2 separate regions of the Homo sapiens genome follow, and region 1 is linked to region 2. A link is an interaction called in ENCODE POLR2A ChIA-PET data of the cell type or tissue named here. Cell type or tissue: MCF 10A. All regions are shown on one strand.

What was found. Peaks named below come from ENCODE experiments on the same cell type or tissue, not always from the same donor. Only the 100,000 strongest peaks of a DNase experiment are listed, where the experiment ranks them.
Region 1: POLR2A ChIA-PET joins it to region 2 with 11 read pairs; 3 of 35 experiments call an interaction of 5 or more read pairs at or near these places.

Annotation. Positions count from the first base shown.
Region 1 is chr15:98,752,978-98,757,977 of GRCh38, forward strand. The region is part of intron 2 of IGF1R (insulin like growth factor 1 receptor); the gene reads left to right. Among named protein-coding and RNA genes, the nearest start is that of MIR4714, 29 kb to the right of the region's middle. In MCF 10A, no CTCF peak of the experiment used is centred here; no DNase peak of the experiment used is centred here.
Region 2 is chr15:98,680,896-98,685,895 of GRCh38, forward strand. The region is part of intron 1 of IGF1R (insulin like growth factor 1 receptor); the gene reads left to right. Among named protein-coding and RNA genes, the nearest start is that of IRAIN, 33 kb to the left of the region's middle. In MCF 10A, no CTCF peak of the experiment used is centred here; DNase peaks (open chromatin) are centred at 2,586 and 3,646.

The DNA.
Region 1 (5,000 bases), 72 kb after region 2:
CAGGCTGGAGTGCAGTGACATGATCTTGGCTCACTGCAACCTCCGCCTCCAGGGTTCAAGCGATTCTCCTGCCTCAGCCTCCCAAGTAGCTAGGACTACAGGCACGTGCCACCACACCTAATTTGTTTGTGTATTTAGTAGAGACAGGGTTTCACCATGTTAGCCAGGATGGTCTTGATCTCCTGACCTCGTGATCACCTGCCTCGGCCTCCCAAAGTGCTGGGATTACAGGTGTGAGCCATTACGTCCAGCCTTTTTTTTTTTTTAAATAAAGAGGGTCTCAGGCTGGCGTGCAGTGGCACGATCTCGGCTCACTGCAGCCTTGACCTCCTCTGCTCAAGCAATCCTCCCGCCTGAGCCCCCCAAATAGCTGGGACCACAAGTATGCACCACCATACCTGGCTTTTTTTTTTTTTTTTTTTTTTTTGTATTTTTTGTAGAGACGGGGTCATTCTATGTTGCCCAGGCTTGTCTCGAACTCCTGGCCTCAAGCGATCCACCTGCCTTGGCTTCTCAAAGTGCTAGGATTACAGATGTGAGCCACTATGCCTGGCCAATAATTATATAAATTTTGATATAAATTCCTGCTCTTCAAGGAGATGTGGGTTTTTTTTCCTCCTGAGAGTATATTTATAAAGTTAATTGGATTTTATACAAAAGAAGCTTTTGACTCATTTCATTTAGCTTTTAATGTTATCATCTGGGAGGAGATGGTGAAGAATTCTGTTAGCCAAACCATGGCGAATTAATGTTTCTTACAGATGGTTTTATTACTTTTTATGATATTATTTGGATCATGAAACAAGTATCTTGGAAAATGTGAGATACAAAGATGTGAGTTGGGAGGTCTCTCTTGTATGTGAGTTCCTTCTATAACAGAGAAAGGATACTTTCAGTTTAAGCTGAGATGCTTTTTCCTTTTCACTCTTGAAAAGTCTTTGTTGCAGGAATTTTCTGTGCCCTCCCTCCTCTGGGACAGATCTGCTTCTTGATACTGCAGGGCTCCAGCCTTCCTTCCAGCCAGCTCATTTCTCAGGGAAGCCTTGTTTTCCTTTTTCAGAAAATTTAAATGTATATTTAACGCACAATTTAACTCCCTTTCCTGTTGATAATTTTTTTCTTCTTCATATTTTGTTATTAATAATAGCTTACAGAATGGGATCAGTATCAGGATCGGGAGGTAACCAGGTCTCCAAGTTTTCCCTTTCGTTTTTCTTTTCTGCTTTTAATGAGCCTTAATTAATCCAGGGAGCTAGGCTGCAGTATCTGTGGCTCTCCCTGATGTTTTCTTTCTGCCTTTCTGTCTTGGAGGGGAACCTGAGGATTTGGAAGTAGAGGGCTCTACTAGTGCTTCCTTTTTGTCCTTTTCTCATTGTCCAAAAGAGTCTTAAGCGATCTCCAGGAAATCCCCTGCTCCTGCCAGGAATCTGCCTGTGAGTATTTGAGTGAGTTGCTGCTTTTTAAGTACCAGTTGAGAAGCTGAAGGTTGGTGTTGTGGTTGTGATAAACTCCCAACATGAAAACTGAGGACCACCAGCGTTTTCAGCTCACCTTTGACTCACGCTGGCAGCTCCAGGAACACTGAACAGGAGTCCCCACTGAACCTTTGCTGCGTTCCGAAGCAGCACAGCCATGGTTAGGCACTGCCAGGCAGCTCTTGGAAACCACAGGGAGGGAAGTTTTGGTTCCTTCTTTCTGTCTTTGTTTTTGAGAGGAATGAGCTTGGAATAAAAGAACGCTAGTAATGACTGATTTGCAGGTTAGGTGTAAACATTAAATCCTCATAACAGGCTAATGAGAGGTGGGAGAAATTATCCCCATTTTACAGATGAAGGAACAGAGGCTCCTAGAGACTAAAGAACTTGCTACTCAATGAGGTCAGGATTCACACCTAGGTTGACCTGAGGATAGCTGCTGCAGTGCTCACCCTTCCTACCTTCCCAAGAAACAATACGCAGAGAATTTCTTTTCTAAATATTGTGTGCCTAGAAGGTGCTTTGTGTTATCGAAACAGATATATATGTGTATATCTGGTCTCTTTAAAATTCTCTTTAATAAAAACAAAAAGTGATGCTAGTGTAAAATAAAAGATATATATAGAAAATTGTGTGTCCTCGTTAATCTTCTTTAGGAAAGATATATGCATATATGCAGTATAGTTTTGGGTTTTTATAAAAATGAGATCATGCTATTAGTATAGTGAATAGCCTCTATATAGTCTTTCGTAACATTTTTACTTTTTCTCGGTGTATGGATATCAATTTAGGTCAGTTGCTGCGGAGTTTGAAACGAGTTAAAATTTCAGCAGTTCACAAAATGGATGATTCATAGTTTAGTCGAGCCATCATCTGTTGATGGACAGTCATGTGGTTTCTTGTTTTTTCTTTCTCTGTGTTTCACTAATGAAACAGGATTACAGTAAATTGACTCGTGTATGTGTATACATCCATCTTTGCTGGTACTATAGAAAAGTGTATTGCTGGCTGGGCATGGTGGCTCATGCCTGTAATCCCGGCAATTTGGGAGGCTGAAGTGGGTGGATCACCTGAGGTGAGGAGTTTGAGACCAGCCTGACCAACATGGCAAAACCCTGTCTCTACTAAAAATACAAAAATTAGCTGGGCGTGGTGGCAGTGGAGGCTGAGGCAGGAGAATTGCTTGAACCCAGGAGGCGGAGGTTGCAGTGAGCCTACATCGTGCCACTGCACTCCAGCCTGAATGACAGAGCAAAACTCCATTGCAAAAAAAAAAAAAAAAAAAAAAAAAAAAAAAAAAAGGCATTACTGCCTTGTTCCTGATTTAAATAAAAAAATGTGTTTTAACAAGGAATATGTTAAGTTTTGGTAAATATAGTTTATCATATTTAAGTTGTGTATACTCATTCATGTTTTAATTTTTATCGGAAGAGGCTGATGAATTTTATGAAATGCCTTTTTGGCATGATATAATTGTGAGCTTTTGCTTTTATTTGGTGGTGTAATAAATTACGTTGATTAGATTTCCCAATATTGAATCATCTTTGCATTCCTGGAATAAGCCCTAATTTGTTATGGTGTGATAATCTTTGGATATGTTGCTATTTGATTTGCTAATATTTTTTTAAAAATTGTGACTGTAGCCTACAAAGCCCTACAGATAGGGGTCTTTAGTTTTTTTCCTTGTTTGCATTCTATCAGGTATTGATATTAGGATTATGTTTTTTAAATAATTTAAGAAGAATTTCACCCTTTCCCAGCATCTAGAAGCATTTACATAATATAGGAAATAACCTGTTTTTTTTTTTTTTTTAAGTTAGAGTAAAATTAACTGGAAAACTTCATAGGCATCCCCTGTAGTCCCATCCCAGAACATTTTAAAACAAATTTTTTAGTTTTTCAGAATATATTATAGTTGTTCTGTTCAGCTTTTAAGCCTTTTCTCTGGATTTTGATATTTTCTACTTGCTGGGAAAGAATTTATCTACAATTTGAGTTTATCGCACAGTTATTTGTAATATTGTTATCATTTCTCTGGTAATCATAACCCTTTCTCATTACTAACACATATTTTTGCTCTTTTTTTGCTTTTTTCCCCCTTAATCAAGTTTGTTAGAAGTTTATATATTTTATTGTCTTCAAAAAACTAGGTATATTAATTTTATATTTATCCTGCTTTTAATTTCATCTCAGTATTTAATTTTTATTCACTTTTTCCATTCCTTTAAGTTTATTAAGTTGAATGCCTGTCTCATTTGCTTTTTAGTCTTCTTAAAATAATGGCATTTAAGGCTATACATTTTCTTTGAAAATTGCTTTTGTTACGTATTTTTGGTTTTAGACAGTTGATCTCCTTTTTGTTGTTTTCTAGATGGTTTGTAATTAAAATATTTATTTGATCTTTGATTCTGACATTACTTAGAAGTATGTCTGTCCTTGAATTTTTCTTTTGCTTACCTTTTGATATTGTTTATATGATTTATGAATGCAGCTCTGAGGTATCTGAGAGGATTTATTAACGTTTACTTGCATCCAAGTACATGATTAAGTTTTAATTGCTTTGTGGACATTAAAAAATTATGCCCTTGGTAAAATGCAAAGGTTTTATTTTCTGTATTTAGTAAATCAAACTTACTGATTGCATTATAGTCAGATCTTCCAAATTCATGTATGTTTTCAGTTGTCAAATTGACAGTTAATGATGCACCTTTTATAATTTTTTTTTTTGAGACAGAGTTTCACTCTGTCGCCCAGGCTGTGTAGTGCAGTGGCGTGATCTTGGCTCACTGCAGCCTCTGTCTCCTGGATTCAAGTGGTTCTCCTGCCTCAGCCTCCTGAGTAGCTGGGATTATAGGCACATGCCACTGCACCTGGCTAATTTTCATATTTTTAGTAGAGATGAGGTCTCACTATATTGGCCAGGCTGGTCTCAAACTCCTGACCTCAAATGATCTGCCTGCCTTGGCCTCCCAAAGTGCTGGGATTACAGGTGTGAGCCACCACACCGGGCCCCTTTTATAATTTTTAAACTTTTCATATTTCCAAGAGAAATGCTTAGTGTATTTATCTGCCGTTTTGCTTGATGCATCAATATGTGTAATTTTTTTATTTTTCAGGGATTACATATTTATCACATGTAATATCCCTCTCTGTCCAGTTTAATGCTTAATGGCCTTGAGTTCTTGGTTTGATTTTACTATTGCCAGCTTTGCTTTCTTTTTACTTGACTTTGCTTGGTATACTCTTGTTCAATTGTTTGTTTTTAAATAGAGCTGGACTTTTAAAACCCATTGAGACATTTTTGTTCTCTAATAGGGACGTTCTGCCTTGTCTTTCTTTACTGTGATAATGCATACATTTTGCTTTATTGCTTTCATCTTATTCAATGGTTGCCATTTATTTTACTTTCTGTTATTCTCAATTCCCATGTTAATTGAACAAGTCCTTTGCTAATTTGAAAAGTGTGTTATTTTCAAAGCTACCGGTGCCTAACAATTTGAAAATCTGTATTTTTCTCCTGAAATA
Region 2 (5,000 bases):
TTTTATTGTACCTTTTCTATGTTTAGGTATGTTTAAATACACACATACTTACCATGGTGTTACAACTGCCTGCAGTATTCAGTGCAGTAATGCACTACAGGTTTGCAGGTTGGTAGCCTAGGAGTAATAGGCTATACTGTATAGCCTAGGTGTGTAGTAGGCTATACCATTGAGGTGTAAGTATACTCTGATCACACAATGATGAAATCACCTAACTGTGCATTTCTTAGAATGCATCCCTGTCATTAAGTGATACGTAACTCTGCTTCTTTAAGCCTCTGTAGCACTTTGGTTATGTTAGGATTCTGTGTCTTTACAAGTCTGCTTTGCTGATCGATTGTGACATCTTGAGGGCGGCTGCACTACTTTCTGCCTGCACCTTGTTTCGCATGTCTACCTGGCGCATGACATACACCTCGTTGTTCAGTTCTTGCTTCTCTGCTTGTGTCTTTGCATTCACCACCAGCTATTCTGATAGTTATCAGGAGGTTTTCATTGATTGCAGTCTCGTGCAATGGGTGCAGGTAATGGGTAGCCTTATGGAGGAGAAAATGCTTACCTATTTGGGTTCATTCCAAGGAGTAGTTCAAGGATAAACCTCTAAGTTTGGGGAGTGCTGTAATTTGCTGGATATGTGAGCCATAGAAGACAGCTTGGATGGCATCTGATGCTTCCTGGCTGCAGGGATGGAGGCAGCAGACCCTCCTGCCTGGGGTGGTTGGTTGCCATCCCTGTCGGGGGCTCATGCTCCACCCTCAAGGCTATTCTTGGGGGAGTTGTGACATGGCTTTCATAAAAACTCAGTGGAATTTTACCCTGTGTATTAGTTAGTAAAGGTGAGTCTGGTTCAGTTGGTTTGAGTCAAAAAATCTGTTAATATCTCTGCTTTAGACCTGCATCAGGCTAATACTTGAATTTAGGGTCTGTCCCTGGTGTCATCTGAATTTTTGTTTGCTATGTGTGACCAAGGAGATGGTCACTCTTCAGGATGGGTGGGTGGAGGGGAGAAATGCTATGATTTCTGTTGGGTCATGTGAAATCAATTTGGAATGTGGATGGGGCCCTTACACTTTTTCTTTTGAGCTTAGTGATTTTCTGTGTAGGGTGGAGAGCGATTAGGAAGGAATTCACCACCCTTAGGTCCTCAGGCATAGGGTCTTCTAGGGGCAGGACTGATGAGTGAACAGCAGGGTGGATGGAGCAGAACCGTTGGAACCTTCAGGGCAGGACCTGCCACCATTATTTGGTCACAGGAAGTGTTCAGTGGTGAACTTGTTGGAAATGATTTTGAGTAACTTCCGTCTCCTAAATCATATTAGGACTCTTTGGTCTCCTATGGTTATCTGAGTTGTTTTCCAGGAGGAGCTGGGAAGGTACCAGGAGAAAGATGACTGTCCCTCTCATGTTTGCTGAGGGTGTTCCTGTAAGGTGAGCTAGTGTTCCTTTTAGGGCCCGTGGAGACCGACCTTCACATTGAAGAAGCATATCTGTGCTCCGAGATGTTTTCATGGGGAGAAGTGTCAGGTGTAATTATAAAAGGAGTCTTTCTCTTTAAATACTGTAGGCGATTTAGAAATAGTGGAGGTTTAATTGAAGAGCTTGTCTACGTTTTTACATTTTCCTTAGGCACAGAGAAACTAGTATCTTTCTCTGGGTTGCCTTTTTTTTTGGAGACAGAATCTTACTCTGTCATCCAGGCTGGAGTGCAGTGGCCTGATCTCGGCTCACTGCAGCCTCTGCCTTCCGAGTTCCAGCAATTCTCCTGCCTCAGCCTTCCAGGTAGCTGGGATTACAGGCACGTGCCACCATGCCTGGCTAATTTTTATATTTTTAGTAGAGATGGGGTTTCACCATGTTGGCCAGGCTGGTCTGGAACTCCTGATTAGGTGATCCACCCGCCTCTGCCTCCCAAAGTGCTAGGATTACAGGCATGAGCCACCACACCTGGCCTGGGTTGCTTTTTAAATTCATACCTACTGTCTTATTTGGGTCTCAAATGTGATCAGTGGTTATACTTTTCTTGCTATGCATTTAAGTTGGAGCAGGCTCCGGGGCACCACTTCCCTCCCTAGAGTTGATGAACCCCTCATATCAGTGACCTCCCCATGTCACAGTGTATCTCGTGTGCACTGCTAGATATTCTGATCACACAGTGCTGAGATTACTGGTTTCTCTCCCTTTCTCTTTCTGTGGTTATAGGGATTCTTTAAGGGCAGGCAACATGTTCTTTGTTTCCATAGGATCTGACAAAGTGCATGGCATAGGTAGGTGTTCATCAAAAGGGGTGGAATAGGGTTGATCTCAAGGGTTTTAAGAGAGATCTGACGAGTTTGGGTGTGTGACTTAAAAAGCAGATACAGCGCCTTTTCACGGATACACCTCCGTGATTCCTCAAGTGGTCTGGCTGTGTTTATTTTAGGATTCTAAAAGTAAAGTGTTCTGTTCTGAGTCTTTCACGATCTGATGTTCTCCAGTTCTGTGAGGTCTCCTCCTTTAGTCCCATCATTGGGGCTGTTTCTGCTCGGAAGGCCAGGAAGTTGCTGGAAGTCTGCTGGGCTTTGCAAAGGGACTTTTGCTTGTGTGGGCATTGCCCAGTTGTGTTACAACTTGTTTACAGCCGTTGGTTTTTAAGGGATGAGGTAATCTTAGCTCAGCTTAGTGTAATACACAACAGTTTTGTTTATTGAGAAAATCATTGTTGAAGTTTTTCAGATGTTAGAGATGTTATGAATTGCAATCAAGTCGGTATCCTCTTATATAAGTGCATCTGACAAGCCCATTTCACAACTACATCTCATCAGTCACAGTTGGATGGCAAGGTTTATTGTTTAAAGTTTTTGTTTTTTCTTTTTTAAGTTGGGAAAGGAAGACAGATGGTTTCAGAAGCCAAGAAAGGGCACAAAGGCGTGGATATTTGGAAATCGGGACATAATTCACCATTCTTCTTAATTTTTTCTGATCTCTAAGACACTGAGACAGCTGTTAATTGAATTGCTTGTTCACAGTATTTGAGACGTAATGAAATGTGAGTGTCCTAATCACCTGGCGGGCGTAGATCTTTGGGATCCTCCTGGAGGCTTAGTAGGGCTGCCCTGAGCAGTATTGTCTTCTCCAGCTGGGCCTCTGAGCTGTACCATGTGCCCGTGCTCAGCCTCAGTCCCTCCCTCAGCCAGTTGTTAAATCACTTTGGACGTGTGACAGCCTCAACATGTCACAGCTTTAAAAGTTCAGATTTTAAAAAGGTAAGGAAATGATCTCCTAGTGAGACAACTTCTGCCTAAAAAATAAAAGCTTCTAAGACATAAATTCTGTGTTATGAACAACTTGCAATTTTCATAGTTTTCAGTTTTAGCTCTGGCAGCCTCTGATAGATCTTAAATATGTTTATCACAGCTGGAAAAATGTTTTATTGTCATCTTTGTTTATCATAATATGCCACCTACTCTGGTTGTGTCTTACAACTGTAGCTCTGTGGGGTTTTTTTTGTTTGTTTTATGCTTGCTAATGGGGGAGGTGGGGGGTGTGGGCGGATGAATATAAATGATACCTAGAAATTGAAATTGGAAAAAAAAATGTATTCAGCCAGTACTCTTTCCAGGTTATAGCTAAACGTCAGTTGGCAACCTCTATGCTGTGGTTTATTGAGTAACACTTAATACTTAGCACAGCCCTCAGTGAAGATCTTTTATGGCCTTTTCTGAATGTTATACAAACATAACTAAAGCTTATCCAGATGAGGACAGGGACCTTTCTTTCCTTCCTTTTTAAATGGAGCAAAATTTGGCCACTGGGTTGCTGTGGATGAGAGAGTAGAAGGAGAAAGGCAGTCATCGGGAGACTGTGTGCTGAGAGAGCGCATGTGGGATTTGGCTTCAGGAAGTCTGGGCTTGCATTCTATCCAGCGCTAATATTTAGTGAGTGTGATTTGGGGCAAATTATTTCGTCTCCCTGAGCTTCAGAATGTTTGAAACTTTGTGAGGAGTCTGACCCCACACTGTAGGCTCCCTCCATGTATATATTTCTTCTTCCTTTTCCTTTTTTTTTTTTTTTTTTTTTTAAATTTTTGAGATAGTGTCTCGCTCTGTAACCCCAGTTGGAATGCAGTGGCATGGTCATGGCTTACTGCAGCCTCAACGTCCCAGGCTCAAGGGATCCTCCTGCCTCAGCCTCCTGAGTAGCTGGGGTCACAGATGTGTGCCATCACGCCTGGCTAATTTTTAACATTTTTTGTAGAGATGGGAGTCTCACTATGTTGCCCAGGCTGCACTCAAACTCCTGGACTCAAGCAGTCCTCTCCCTCCAGCCTCCCAAAGTTCTGGGATTACAGGCATGAGCCACCATGCCCGGCTGGAACTGTTGGCTTTGAAGAAGAATGATGCTGTGCTTGCCTTTGCAGTCCTGTCACCATACTTCCTGGAAAGTGGGTGGACACGCTGGATGGTAGATGTTGAGTTCTTTAGATGCCTGGATGCTTACATGCTTTGTGTGGGTTCTTACTGGGGCTGTAACTTACTAGAGGACAGACTCCAACTTCTGCTTACTTAGTCTGGGGAGGTTAATAATAATCTAGGGCACCCGCTTCCCAGTGGGTTTCCATCAGTCTCCTCCAGCCCACTCTACTCTCTGTTAGCCAGCTGGGCACCTCTTCCTCTGTGTCCCTTCGGTATCTTCCCAGTGGCTCTTTCCACGACTGGCTCAGACCATGTGTATATCTGCTCATTGTCTGTCCAGGGTCCCTCCAAAGATGCCTCTGTGGGCTGGGCCCCTGGTGGTGCTTCCTCCAGATAATTGTTGAAGATGGAACAGGAGTGTGCAAGAACACCAGCGTGCTTCCAGTATTCAGGTCTAGCGGCAGGTCCCAGGCATCAGCGGCTCACCACTCCACCGCAGGTAGCCTGATTGCCCAGCCTTGGAGCCGCAGCCTCCTTGGGTGGTGTGGCAGCTGTCAGTGTCTGAAACCATTTTGAACTTTAAAGGGTGGTGTCAGACAGCAGCTATTG